Regions from separate parts of the Homo sapiens genome. Here region 2 is linked to region 1. Evidence: read pairs that join two places in POLR2A ChIA-PET (ENCODE). Cell type or tissue: GM12878. All regions are shown on one strand. Each heading gives the region's core, and the rest is flanking DNA. Links, peaks and the distances in the headings are about the cores only.

What was found. ChIA-PET counts read pairs that join two places held together with the same protein. Peaks named below come from ENCODE experiments on the same cell type or tissue, not always from the same donor. Only the 100,000 strongest peaks of a DNase experiment are listed, where the experiment ranks them.
Region 2: POLR2A ChIA-PET joins it to region 1 with 5 read pairs; 3 of 35 experiments call an interaction of 5 or more read pairs at or near these places.

What each region holds. Positions count from the first base shown.
Region 1 is chrX:78,057,484-78,065,301 of GRCh38, reverse strand. No RefSeq gene overlaps it. Among named protein-coding and RNA genes, the nearest start is that of PGK1, 43 kb to the left of the region's middle. RefSeq lists an enhancer at 13-302. In GM12878, for the core only: no CTCF peak of the experiment used is centred there; no DNase peak of the experiment used is centred there; H3K27ac peaks cover 372 bases.
Region 2 is chrX:77,915,110-77,920,014 of GRCh38, reverse strand. The region is part of intron 1 of ATP7A (ATPase copper transporting alpha); the gene reads right to left. Among named protein-coding and RNA genes, the nearest start is that of ATP7A, 6.9 kb to the right of the region's middle. In GM12878, for the core only: no CTCF peak of the experiment used is centred there; a DNase peak (open chromatin) is centred at 2,262; H3K4me3 peaks cover 758 bases; H3K27ac peaks cover 1,102 bases.

The sequences.
Region 1 (7,818 bases), core at 2,273-6,272:
TCTTGTCACACTTACGAGGTTTATCATACCTCATGAGAACTTCTGAGTTTCTTTCCAAGGCTGATGACCCCATTGCTTTTGCCAGCATCCTTCAAAGGCATTGTGAACTTGTAGACAGGGGCAGAGAATAAGGGTCTGTGGAAAGCTCAAAATGTGTAATGGAGTCATAGTGAGAGTTTAAAAAAAAAACATGACTCATATGGAACTCATGACTCACTCTCATGAGGAGTGTGACATTCCTTCAAATAACGCCTTATACCATCTGTGAAAAGGGACTTTAAGAGTCTCAGTCAAAAGCTCATTATAGGCCAGGCACAGAGGCTCATGCCTGTAATCCCAGCACTTTAGGAGGCAGAGGTGGGTGGATCACCTGAGGTCAGGAGTTTGAGACCAGCCTGGCCAACATGGCAAAACCCCATTTCTACTAAAAATACAAAAAATTAGCTGGGCATGGTGGTGGGTGCCTGTAATCCCAGCTACTTGGGAGTCTGAGGCAAGAGAATCGCTTGAACCCGGGAGGCGGAGGTTGCAGTGAGCCGAAATTGCACCATTGCACTACAGCCTGGGCAACAGAGCAAGACTCTGTCTCAAAAAAAAAGCTTGCTATAAAGTGTAAATAGCTTATTTTTTAAAAAATATTCTAGGCTTTCTCTGTGGAAGTGGAAGGAATGGATACTTCCATTTCCACCCTTGGCAGTTTTTTGACAGTGCTACTATTTAGCATTAGCGTGGGAATGGAAGAAATGAGAAAGGAGGTGACCCAGGGTCCATACTCTAGTCTAAGGGATCTAATGGAACTTGATGCCCAGAAAAAGCACTTCAGAATTGCTTAGCATTGACAATTTTCAGTCTTGTCACACGATTTTCCATGACGTTTTACAGAAGAGAAAAGGAGGCCCAGAGAAGTAGTGAGACTGGAGGACAGGAGAGTTCCCTGACTCCCTCAAGGGACTTGCAAGGGTGTGGGTGGGGGGACTCATTTTGCTCAAATTGACCTCAAACCCCTTGAGGGAGGGGGAGCACGCAGGTGAGTGGGTGCAGGAGCCAGGTCAAGTGCCTTTAGATGCTGGCAGGAACAAATCCTGTACCAGCTTGCAACAGTGTCTAGCAGTTGCCCATGACCTCTGGAGCCCCAGAAGATGTGCGTTATAAATAATGCCCTTTTAGCAGTTGCCATCTGTGGACAAATGGCTTCCCTGAAGCCTGGCCTTCTTCCTGCTCCATCCCCCTTTCAGCTCCCCTTCTGCTGAGGGCCACTTCCACTGCTTAATAAAGTCTTCACATTCAACACTCTTCAAGTCCATGTGACCTGATTCTTCCTGGACACTTGACAAGAACCCAGTTACCAAGAGGGTATGTATGACTGAAATTCAAATCCAAGCCTCCTGACCTCAAATCCAGTGCTCTTACCACCTCAGCAGAGGTGGTGCAAAACAGAACTTGATGCCTGTTCCCCAAAGGCTACTGCATAGACTGTGGGTAATTTGAGCCCAGAGTTCTGTGTAGAATTCTACCTGCTCCTTTTAACTGCCTGCTCCTGGCATATCTGAGGTGTGGTGAAACCCAATCAAGAATGACTGCAGTGGTCAAAATGGAAATTAACCCTAAACTTGTATATGCTGTCTTAGAGAGTTTATTAGACTGAGCTTGGAATTACATTTTTAAAGCATTATAATAACTTGTATAGCAGATTTTGCACAGTAGTTACGGCAACACCCATCTTGGGATGTATGTGGGGACCTCAAACTCTTAAGAAATGCTTAAGCTGCTGGGTATGGGCAGAAAGGTATAAGTATCAGGGATCAGAGGCTTATTGGGCAATATTAAAATAAATGCTTGTCTGCCTCTATGTAATGCCAGTGTCTATGGTGGAATTTCTGAAGTGAGTTACTTTGAAGAAAAAATTATTTTTTCTTGATCCCTCAGTCTCTAGCAATGCTATCTATTTCTTGGTACCATTCTGAGAAACCAAGGACTTCTTCCCATAATGCCCTGTATATTGCTGGGATGCAATCAAGAGTCAAGGAAAACAACATACCTGTTAGAAGCTCTTGGTACATGTGATGGTTAATACTGAGTGTCAACTTGATTGGATTGAAGGAGGCAAAGTATTGATCCTGGGTGTGTCTGCGAGGGTGTTGCCAAAGGAAATTAACATTTGAATCAGTGGGCTGTGGAAGGCAGACCCACCCTTAATCTGGTGGACACAATCTAATCAGCTGCGAGTGAATATAAAGCAGGCAGAGAAATGTGAAAAGGCAAGACTGGTCTAGTGTCCCAGCCTACATCTTTCTCCTGTGTTGGATGCTTCCTGCCTTCAAACATTGGACTCCAAGTTCTTCAGTTTTGAGACTCAGACTGGCTCTCCTTTCTCCTCAAGCTTGCAGACAGCCTATTGTGGGACCTTGTGATCACGTAAGTTAATAAACTCAGATATATATATATATATCCTATTAGTTCTGTCCCTATAGGGAACCCTGACTAATACAGTACACTTGGTACACGTTCCTGTTGTTCCTCCTTCTGTAGTCAGATTTTTTCTAAAATAAGGACCTTCTCTTGGGAATCTTCAAAGCCTTATGATGGTTGCTCTCACATATCAATCAGCAATCAAGATGATTGATTCACATATCTCTTCAGACACCTCTTAGGACATGTGGCCAAAGGCAAGAAGCATTCTCTTCCTTTTCAGATTTCATCTTTTTCTCCAGGCTCTGGGGAGCTTCTTCGCAAGTGTCAAAATCCTGCTTGTCATGTGTTACAAAAGCAAACAGGTTTCTAATGAGATTTCACCTTCTGCCCATTACAGATTCCTCCAGATTTCTTGCTCCCTGGAAGCTCTTGGGGTTGCTCAGCTGGTTCAGGCCCTGTTTTGGGAGCAGTTCCAGCAAATGTGCCTAGAATTGCACAGTTGACTGGTAGAGAGAGGCCTGTCTTCCCCTCTTTCCTTCCTGAAACCAGTGTGCTACTTTTACCTCTAGGTTCCAGCTGTGTTCAAGTCTTGTGACCAGGCTGTCTCACCTTACTCCTTTCCCATCTGACCCTTTAATTCTACCACAAATTTGGCTGCCTATCTGAAGAGATTTTCCATTTTGTCCACATTTAGTTTGGTTTAGGGTACAGAATTTGTTTTTTCCCCTAAAATTATCCCCAAGAGAAGCTTGCGAGGAGACTGAATCCTTAAACTGCCATGCAATCAACAACTGATTTGAGACAACTACTATATAGAGGGAAGAAGAAACACACAAAAACCCAGTTACAGGGCCAGCCCTTGGCAGAACTGAGAAATTTCTAGCCAGGTCTTGGTAGTTTAACCTTCACATATCTCTATTGTATCAGGGACCAAAATTGCCTTCTACCAGGTATGTCACCCTCCAGAAACTTGGGGATGCACCTCCCTTTGATAGCCCAGTGCTCCTCACATTTTTTTTTTTTTTTTTTTTTTTTTAGACAGAGTCTCGATCTGTCTCCCAGGCTGGAGTGCAGCGGCACAATCTTGGCTCATTGCAACCTCCGCCTCCCGGGTTCAAGTGCTTATCCTGCCTCAGCCTCCTGAGTAGCTGGCATTAAAGGTGCCACCCACCACACCCAGCTATTTTTTTTTTTTTTTAAGTAGAGACAGGGTTTCACCATGTTGACCAGGCTGGTATTGAACTCCTGACCTCAGGTGATCTGCTCGTCTCGGCCTCCCAAAGTGCTGAGATTACAGGCGTGAGGGCACCCGGCCTGGGTTTTTTTGTTTGTTTGTTTGTTTTGTTTTGTTTTGTTTTGTTTTTGTTTTTGTTTTGAGACAGTTTTATTCTTGTTACCCAGGCTGGAGTGCAATGGCACCATCTCGGCTCACTGCAACCTCTGCCTCCCGGGTTCAAGCGATTCTCCTGCCTCAGCTTCCCAAGTAGCTGGGATTACAGGTGCTCACCACGATGCCTGGCTAATTTTTCTATTTTTAGTAGAGACGGGGTTTCACCCTGTAGGCCAAACTGGTCTCAAACTCCTAACCTCAGGTGATCCACCTGCCTCAGCCTCCCAAAGTGCTGGGATAACAGGTGTGAGCCACTGTGCCCAGCCCACTTTTAAGCACTGGAGCCACAAGGTTTTAGTAAAGGTGTAGTTCAAAAAAAGAGATGAAGATGGAATCATATATTCTGCAATAACTTCATAATGGGGAGGAGGTGAGCTACCCCCAGACAAGGTCTTTTGTTTGTGGATGAGGAGACATTCTCTACCAGGATCCATGAGATTTGTGGCAGTGTCCTCATTAGGGGTGGGAGAGGGACTCTCTTTTAGCTTTTTAACACTCTTGCTCATACTATGTATCCTCTCTTGTTTTCTAATAATTATAATAGCTAATAGTGAAAAGTATAGCACATATATCGTACCAGACATTGTAATAAGTGCTTTATATGCATTTACCCAGGTAACAAACAACTCTATGTGGTAAATATTATCACTGTCTCAGTTTTTAGATGAAGAAACTAAGGCGTGGAATGATTAAGTGGCTCAAGGACACCTAGCCAGTGAGGAGCAGAGCTGTTATGGCATGCCCCATTCGTCCAAGCTCCTATGTGGCTTCTGTTGATCCAATGTACTGTCTGCTGGTGGGTTAGGCTAGTGCATTCTTCTCTTTGGGAACCTGGATCTCTCTTGCTCATGGCACTGCCAGCTTTTCTGAACACTCTGGATATGCTTTGAGGCCTATGCCTTAAAAAAAATTACTTGTTTTGGCTGAGACAATTTAGAAAACCGCAAACTTTTTTTAAAACAATTACAGTCACACTAAGTGATACCACTCCTAAAACTGTCTTTTCATTAATTGTTCTGGGAATACTATTCCCTATCAGACTTTCATTCATGAAAAGGTCTTTAGAAGCTTACCAGTAAGATATCCTCCCCTTCTTTGCCACTCAGAGACGACTTCTTTATGAATTTTCTTCTAGAAACCATTTGTGCTTAGTTCTCCCAATTAAGTTACCAAGAAAGGTTGAAGTGAAAGCCAGCCATACTTTAGCCCATTTTGTAAGTAATTTATGAAATAACTTCAAGTGCTAGTGAGTGCTATTTTTTGCAGGTGAATATACCAGAATGCTGAACTGGACACTCTCAGAATTGCACATTCTTCCAACCAAGCACAGCCTATAAACCAATGAAGTCTGATGCCACAAAGAAGAAACATTTATTTGAATGCACTGTTTTATCTCCCTAAAATAATAAAATGAATTCTATTTTTGTCAGATGCTTAATCAGTAGACAACTCCCTCCTCCCTCTCCTGGGTCTGAGATGAGGCCATCTAATTTCCCAGTCTGCCCTACTGGAGAAATACCTGGAGGGAGGAAGAAGAAGGGAAAATGGCAGATTGAGGATTGATTTATTTATGGTACTGCGATAACTCTTCCTGGAAACAGAAATGGGTGTGGGAAATGACCTCTTCTTTACTTCTCCCCTATTGAATCCACTGACAATGAAGGTGTCACTGCATGGTCTTTCAAGAACAGGATCAAGGTATGGGATTTCTTGTAAGTAGTACTTTTTTGTTTTATTTCATGAGAAAATAAAGGGAAGACATAAAGAAATTAGATAGGAAGCCCCAGAGAGCATGTCCTCTAGATGGTGAATAATAATTCCATTCTCCTTGCTTGCGATTTGCTTAGGAATAGGTATGTGATGTGATTCTGACCAATAAGACACCAGGTGGATTCTTCTTGGGCTTCTGGGAATGTTTTCTTACCCTTAAAAAGTGGCACAAATAAGATACTGCTACACATCTATTTAAAACATCTTAGTTTGCTGGTAAAGATGTGAAGCAACTAGAACTCTTCTATAGCATTGGTGGAAATGTAAAATGGTACAGCCACCCTGAAAAACAGGGTGTTTCTTATAAACATATACTTTCCATGTGATCTAGCAATTGTACTCCTGGGTATTTACCCAGGGTTTCTCAATCTTGGCACTGCTGACATCTCAGGCCGGCTAACTCATTGTTGTGGGACGCAGACTGATAAGGTTTGGCTGTGTCCCCACCCAAAATCTTATCTTGAATTGTAATCCCCGTAGTCCCTATAATCCCTGCGTGGCAAGGGAGAGGCCAGCTGGAGGTAACTGAATCATGGGGCTGTTTCCCCTGTGAAAGAAAAATATCTTGGGCCCCCAGGATCACTAAGGAAAACTCAAGCTAGAAAATGCTTAGGGGAATATGCGGTGTTTGGTTTTTTGTTCTTGCGATAGTTTACTGAGAATGATGGTTTCCAATTTCATCCATGTCCCTACAAAGGACATGAACTCATCATTTTTTATGGCTGCATAGTATTCCATGGTGTATATGTGCCACATTTTCTTAATCCAATCTATCATTGTTGGACATTTGGGTTGGTTCCAAGTCTTTGCTATTGTGAATAGTGCCACAATAAACATACGTGTGCATGTGTCTTTATAGCAGCATGATTTATAGTCCTTTGGGTATATACCCAGTAATGGGATGGCTGGGTCAAATGGTATTTCTAGTTCTAGATCCCTGAGGAATCGCCACACTGACTTCCACAATGGTTGAACTAGTTTACAGTCCCACCAACAGTGTAAAAGTGTTCCTATTTCTGCACATCCTCTCCAGCACCTGTTGTTTCCTGACTTTTTAATGATTGCCATTCTAACTGGTGTGAGATGATATCTCATAGTGGTTTTGATTTGCATTTCTCTGATGGCCAGTGATGATGAGCATTTCTTCATGTGTTTTTTGGCTGCATAAATGTCTTCTTTTGAGAAGTGTCTGTTCATGTCCTTCGCCCACTTTTTGATGGGGTTGTTTGTTTTTTTCTTGTAAATTTGTTTGAGTTCATTGTAGATTCTGGATATTAGCCCTTTGTCAGATGAGTAGGTTGCGAAAATTTTCTCCCATGTTCACTCATAGGTGGGAATTGAACAATGAGATCACATGGACACAGGAAGGGGAATATCACACTCTGGGGACTGTGGTGGGGTCGGGGGAGGGGGGAGGGATAGCATTGGGAGATATACCTAATGCTAGATGACACGTTAGTGGGTGCAGCGCACCAGCATGGCACATGTATACATATGTAACTAACCTGCACAATGTGCACATGTACCCTAAAACTTAGAGTATAATAAAAAAAAAAAAAAAAAAAAAAAGAAAATGCTTAGGGGAAATCTGCCTCCCATTCTATTCAAAGTCACTCCTCTGCTCACTGAGATAGATGTATATCTGATTTGCCTCCTTTAGAAAGGCTAATCAGAAACTCAAAAGAATGTAACCATTTGTGTATCACCTACCTGTCACCTGGAAGCTCCCTCCCCCTTCCAGTCTTCCTACCTCTGCTTCAAGTTGTACCGCCTTTCCAGATGGAATCAATGTACTCCTTACGTATATTGATTGATGTCTCATTTCTCCCTAAATGTATAAAACCAAGCTGTTCCCTGACCACCTTGGGCACATGTCATCAGGACTTCCTGAGGCTGTGTCACAGGTGTGTCCTCAACCTTGGCAAAATAAACTTTCTAAATTAACTGAGACCTGTCTCAAATTTTCAGGGTTCACACCCCCATGCTGTTCTCATGATAGTGAGTTCTCACAAGATCTGATGGTTTTATGAGTGCTAGGTATTTCCTCCTGTGGTCCTTTTCCTTCCTACCTACCATCCTTCACCTTGTGAAGAAGATATCTTGCTTCTCCTTCGCCTTCTGCCATGTAAGACGTACCTGCTTCCCCTTCACCTTCCACCATGATTGTAAGTTTCCTGAGACCTCCCCAGCCATGCTGGACTGTGAGTCAATTAAACCTCTTTGCTTTATAAATTACCCAGTCTCAG
Region 2 (4,905 bases), core at 1-4,000, 140 kb after region 1:
ATTATTTTTCAAAAAGTACCTAGAATAGGTAAATTCATAGAGACAGAAAGTAGAATGAGGTTACCAGGGGGTGAGAGAAGGCAGAATGAGAAGCTATTATTTAATGGGTACAGAGTTTCAGTTTGGGATGATGAAAAAAATCTGGAAATGCATAACAGTGATGATTGTACAACACTGAGAATGCACTCAATGCCACTGACTTGTACCTTTAAAAATGGTTAAAATGGGGCCGGACACAGTGGCTCACGCCTGTAATCCCAGCACTTTGGGAGGCCAAGGCGGGTGGATCATTTGAGGTCAGGAGCTTGACACCAGCCTGGCCAACATGGTGAAACCCCGTCTCCACTAAAAATACAAAAATTAGCCAGGGGTGGCGTGTGCCTGTAATCTTAGCTACTCAGGGGGCTGAGGCAGGAGAATTGCTTGAGCCTGGGAGGCGGAGGCTGCAGTGAGCAGAGATCACACCATTGCACTGCATCCTGGGTGACAGAGTGAGACTTCGTCTCAAAAAAAAAGGTTAAAATAGTCAATATTATATTATGCATATTTTACCACAATTTTTTTTAACAGGCTGCTGCCCAAAAGGGAAGTGATTAGGAACTGAATGGAGATAGAGAGGGCAGGACCAACTTAAGAAATTTTAAGAACTAGACAACAAATTTGGTGACTGAATGTGGAGGTGAGGAAAAAGTAGCTCTTAGGTGTCTGGGTAGATAGGAGTGGCATTATAAGTTTCCTCTTATAGGTAAGGAAACAAAGTCCCCAGAGCACAAAGTAATTTGTCCAAAGTCACAGTTTGTTAATAGCAGAAAGAACTGAGATGCCAGACATCTGATTGGAATTCAGTATTCTTTCCACAACATAATATATCTGAAAAGAATATTATATTTGTGTAGTATTCTTTAATTTATGAAGTTTTTGCATACATTATTCCACTTGATACTGATAAAAACCTATGAATTAGACGAGGCAGTTATTATCATTTTCTTGATGAGTATACTTAAATAGAATAAGAAAATTTATGCAACACCTTGAAATCCTTAGACAAAGATGTAATTTTTATCTGTTGGATTAAAGGGGAGCCTTCAAGTGGGAGGCAAAGAGAGTCAAATGATAAACGTGTTGGGACTATCACGGCTGCTGGATGTAGTAGGTATTGAAGGGAATACAGGACTAGAAATAGAAGTGGTTTGGGTAGTTTCCAGGGCTGCCACATTGTGTAATTCCATGTCATAATTTTTACAGACTGTGGCTGCTGCCCACTAGATTTGTACAATGCAACAGCCATGGATGAAATAAGGTAGGAGTCTCAAACCTGCAAATCGGGATCTACTGGTAGATCTAGACACCTCACCTCCTATAAAGCTCCATGCTGGCTCCCCATAATGTCTTCTCTCTGCTACATGTCTCAGCTAAGATTCCCATTGGGAAAGGAAGAACAGCACAGCCAGCAACTACTTCTCAGGAACTATACTGTCAGTATCTGCCCTGATCTCATGACTCTGAGATTAAAAGAAGCTCCTCCTTATAACAAGGTTGGACATCACCATAATAAAAGATTGGGAGGAGACAAAGGTAGTCTGGTATGATCATTTCTACTTTTCTGGTGGAAAAAATTTCTTAAAAGCACCTGAATAAGCAGCTATGCATGATGGCTCATGCCTGTGTACTCCTAGCACTTTGGGGAGGCTGAGGCAGGAGAATCACTTGAACCCAGGAGTTCAAGACCAGCCTGGGCAACAAAGTAAGATCCCGTCTCTACAAAAAAAAAATTTTAAAAATTAGCCAGGCATGGTGGCACATGCCTGTGGTCCTATCTACTTGGAATGCTGAAGTAGGAGGATTGCTTGAGCCCAGGAGGTTGAGGCTGCAGTGAGCTGTGATCGTGCCACTGCACTCCAGCCTAGGCAATAAAGCCAGACCCTGTCTCAAAAAAAAAAAAAAAAAAGTGCCTGAACAATACTGTCAAATGTTCTTAGAGCATTATTATACTTACATTAAATCCAAAGGTAACAAGAAAAAATACAGGTCATAACAGGTATTCATTTGACAATCCATTCATGCTTTAAGCCATGTTAAGAGAGTACTAACACAGGTTACAAACAATACTTACTACATAAGCTTCTGACCAAGTTGAGTTTAGGTAAAATAGAAAACTGGGACACAAGTGGTCTAGCCAGATGCTTCAAATATAGAAGACAATCTAAAACTGACCAGATGCTTCAAATGTAGAACATAACCTAAGCCAACCATTGGTAGCTCTCAGATGCCCACGTCAAGTAGCTGCAGTTTAGTTTCTCTTTCTCATATTTAGACAAGGAAAACACACTACCATTAAACGCAACTAGAAACAAAAGACAGGCAAATGTATTGTTTTGCTTGAAGACATTTCTGATGACATTCTACCAACTATCACAGAATGTATTTATTTCTCTTTCCTTTACTAACCTCCTTTTATTTCTCCCAACCTTTCCTTGGACTTCCTACTGGCACTTCATGTGTACATTGCTTAACTGATACAAGGGTTACTGACCCCAACCACTCTGTAAATATCAGTTTGTTGCCTATAGAGTTGTGTCACTGAGAAAACTTACTATAAAATTCTAAACTTAAACAAATTAGAGTAGAGATGAGATCAAACCAAGGCAGTATGACCCCAAAGCCCCAAACCCTCTCCAGAACAGTGTATCCAAAGGACTTTTAGACAGACTTAAATAGTTCTTCAAAGCATTCAAAAGATGGTCTGCATCTATCACTTGCAGTGCTCCTCCCCAACATAAAATCTCTACTACAATCAAGCAAGTCCCTTCACTGATTGCCATATAGTCCATGCTCTTATCATTTATTTCTATGACTTTGTTTAGAACTGGTCCCCTCACCTAGAATGTTTTCTTGCACATATTTAAGTTCTATTACTTCACTAGTCTGTAAACTCCACAGAAACAGGACCATATCTGCTCTGTTCACTATCATACCACCAGTGAACATGGTGGCTACTCAATAAATCACTGTTGAGTAAGTAAATGAACTGAAGTCCCACCTCCTTCATGAAAAATCATGTCAAATACTCCTAGCCACTTTCTTTTTAAATTCCGAATACCCTGGAATCAGTTTCATAGTTTAGTAGTACCTAATTTCTCTCTGCTTGGTATTAAACTTCTTTCTCTTGCTAGACATTGGAACATATGCCTTATGCTTCTTTGTATAGCTCACAGGAAACACTGAATATGCAATAAGCACACAATAAAAATGTACTAATCAAAGTGCTGACATGCTTTGTAAAAATTCAATTTACACACAACTTTGTAAGAATGCAGCTATTTGCAGAGTAGGTTAGACATACATAAGGCCTTTTCCCTTGCTTACACTGTATCACAACTTATTCAGTACAAGTATGGTTCAGCATTTGACAATTAGGGAATGTGGAAAATCTCGATGGCCTAGAGTCTGTGGCTCACTAATTACAGAAGCAGATTGTTATGAGTTTTCTTGATAGGGAAATAGGATGAGCACATCACAGTGATTTGATTTGCCAGCTGTAATAATGAGCTTTAAGATGCCATGTTAGCATATGTAGGTGTACTATAGGCTACTGGGGGACCCTCTCAATCTGAGTTTTCCATTTTCTTTCTCTTTTTTTTTCTTTTTTTTTTTTTTTTTGAGACAGGGTCTCACTCTGTCACCCAGGCTGGACTGCAGTGGCATGATCTCAGCTCATTGCAGCCTCAACCTCCCAGGCTCAAGCAATTCCCCCACTTTAGCCTCCCCAGTAGCTGGGACTATAGGCGCATGCCACCACACCTGGCTATTTTTTGTAATTTTTGTAGAGATGGGGTTTCACCTTGTTGCCCAGGCTGGTCTGGAACTCCTGAATTCAAGCAATCTACCCACCTCAGCCTCCCAAAGTGCTGAGATTACAGGCGTGAGCCACCGCACCGGCCAATTTTCTATGGTGTAAGTTAGAAATTAAGTATTGTGCCGGGCGTGGTGGCAGGGCCGGGAGCGGTAGCTCAAACCTGTAATCCCAGCACTTTGGGAGGCTGAAGCGGACAGATCACCTGAGGCCAGGAGTTTGAGACCAGGCTGGCCAACATGGCGAAACCCCATCTCTACTAAAAATAAATAAATTAGCCGGGTGTGGTGGCACACGCCTGTAACCCCATCTACTCGGGGGGCTGAGGCATGAGAATCGCTTGAACCCTGGAGGCAGAGGTTGCAGTGAGCCGAGATCGTGCCATTGCAACTCCAGCCTGGGCTACGGAGCAAGACCCTGTCTCCAAAAAAAATTTTTTTAAAGAATTTAAATATTGCTTGCAAGTATTGATTGATTAGTATATTGATCCTGTAGTCTACTAAATTTATAGTACAGCAAAACTGTAATTTATAATTTTATTATATAGGATGTTAAAATTACTTTTACAGTAAATAATATATTAAAATATTAAAGGTAACTACATTTTATTGTATGTTTACTATCTGCCAGACACCGTACATGTATTAGATCATTAACAATCCTGTGAGACAGGTACTGTTATTGTCCCCATTTTAGAAATTTGAAGGAACTGAGGCACAGAGGAGTATGAAATCTGCGCAGGGTCATACAAGTAGTAAGCAGAGGGGCTGGGATCCCACCTAGACAGTCTAGCACCTGGACTGAGCCAGACAAGACAGGCTTTTTTTTTTTTTCCGGACAAGACAGGGTCTCACTCTGTCACTCTCTCATCCAGGGTGGAGTGCAGTGGTGTGATCTCAGCTCACTGCAGCCTCAACCTTCCAGGCTCAAGCGATCCTTCCACCTCAGCCTCCTGAGTAGCTGGGACTACAGGCACGTGCCAACACACTCAGCTAATTTTTGTATTTTTTGTAGAGACAGGGTTTCCCTATGTTGCCCAGGCTGGTCTCGAA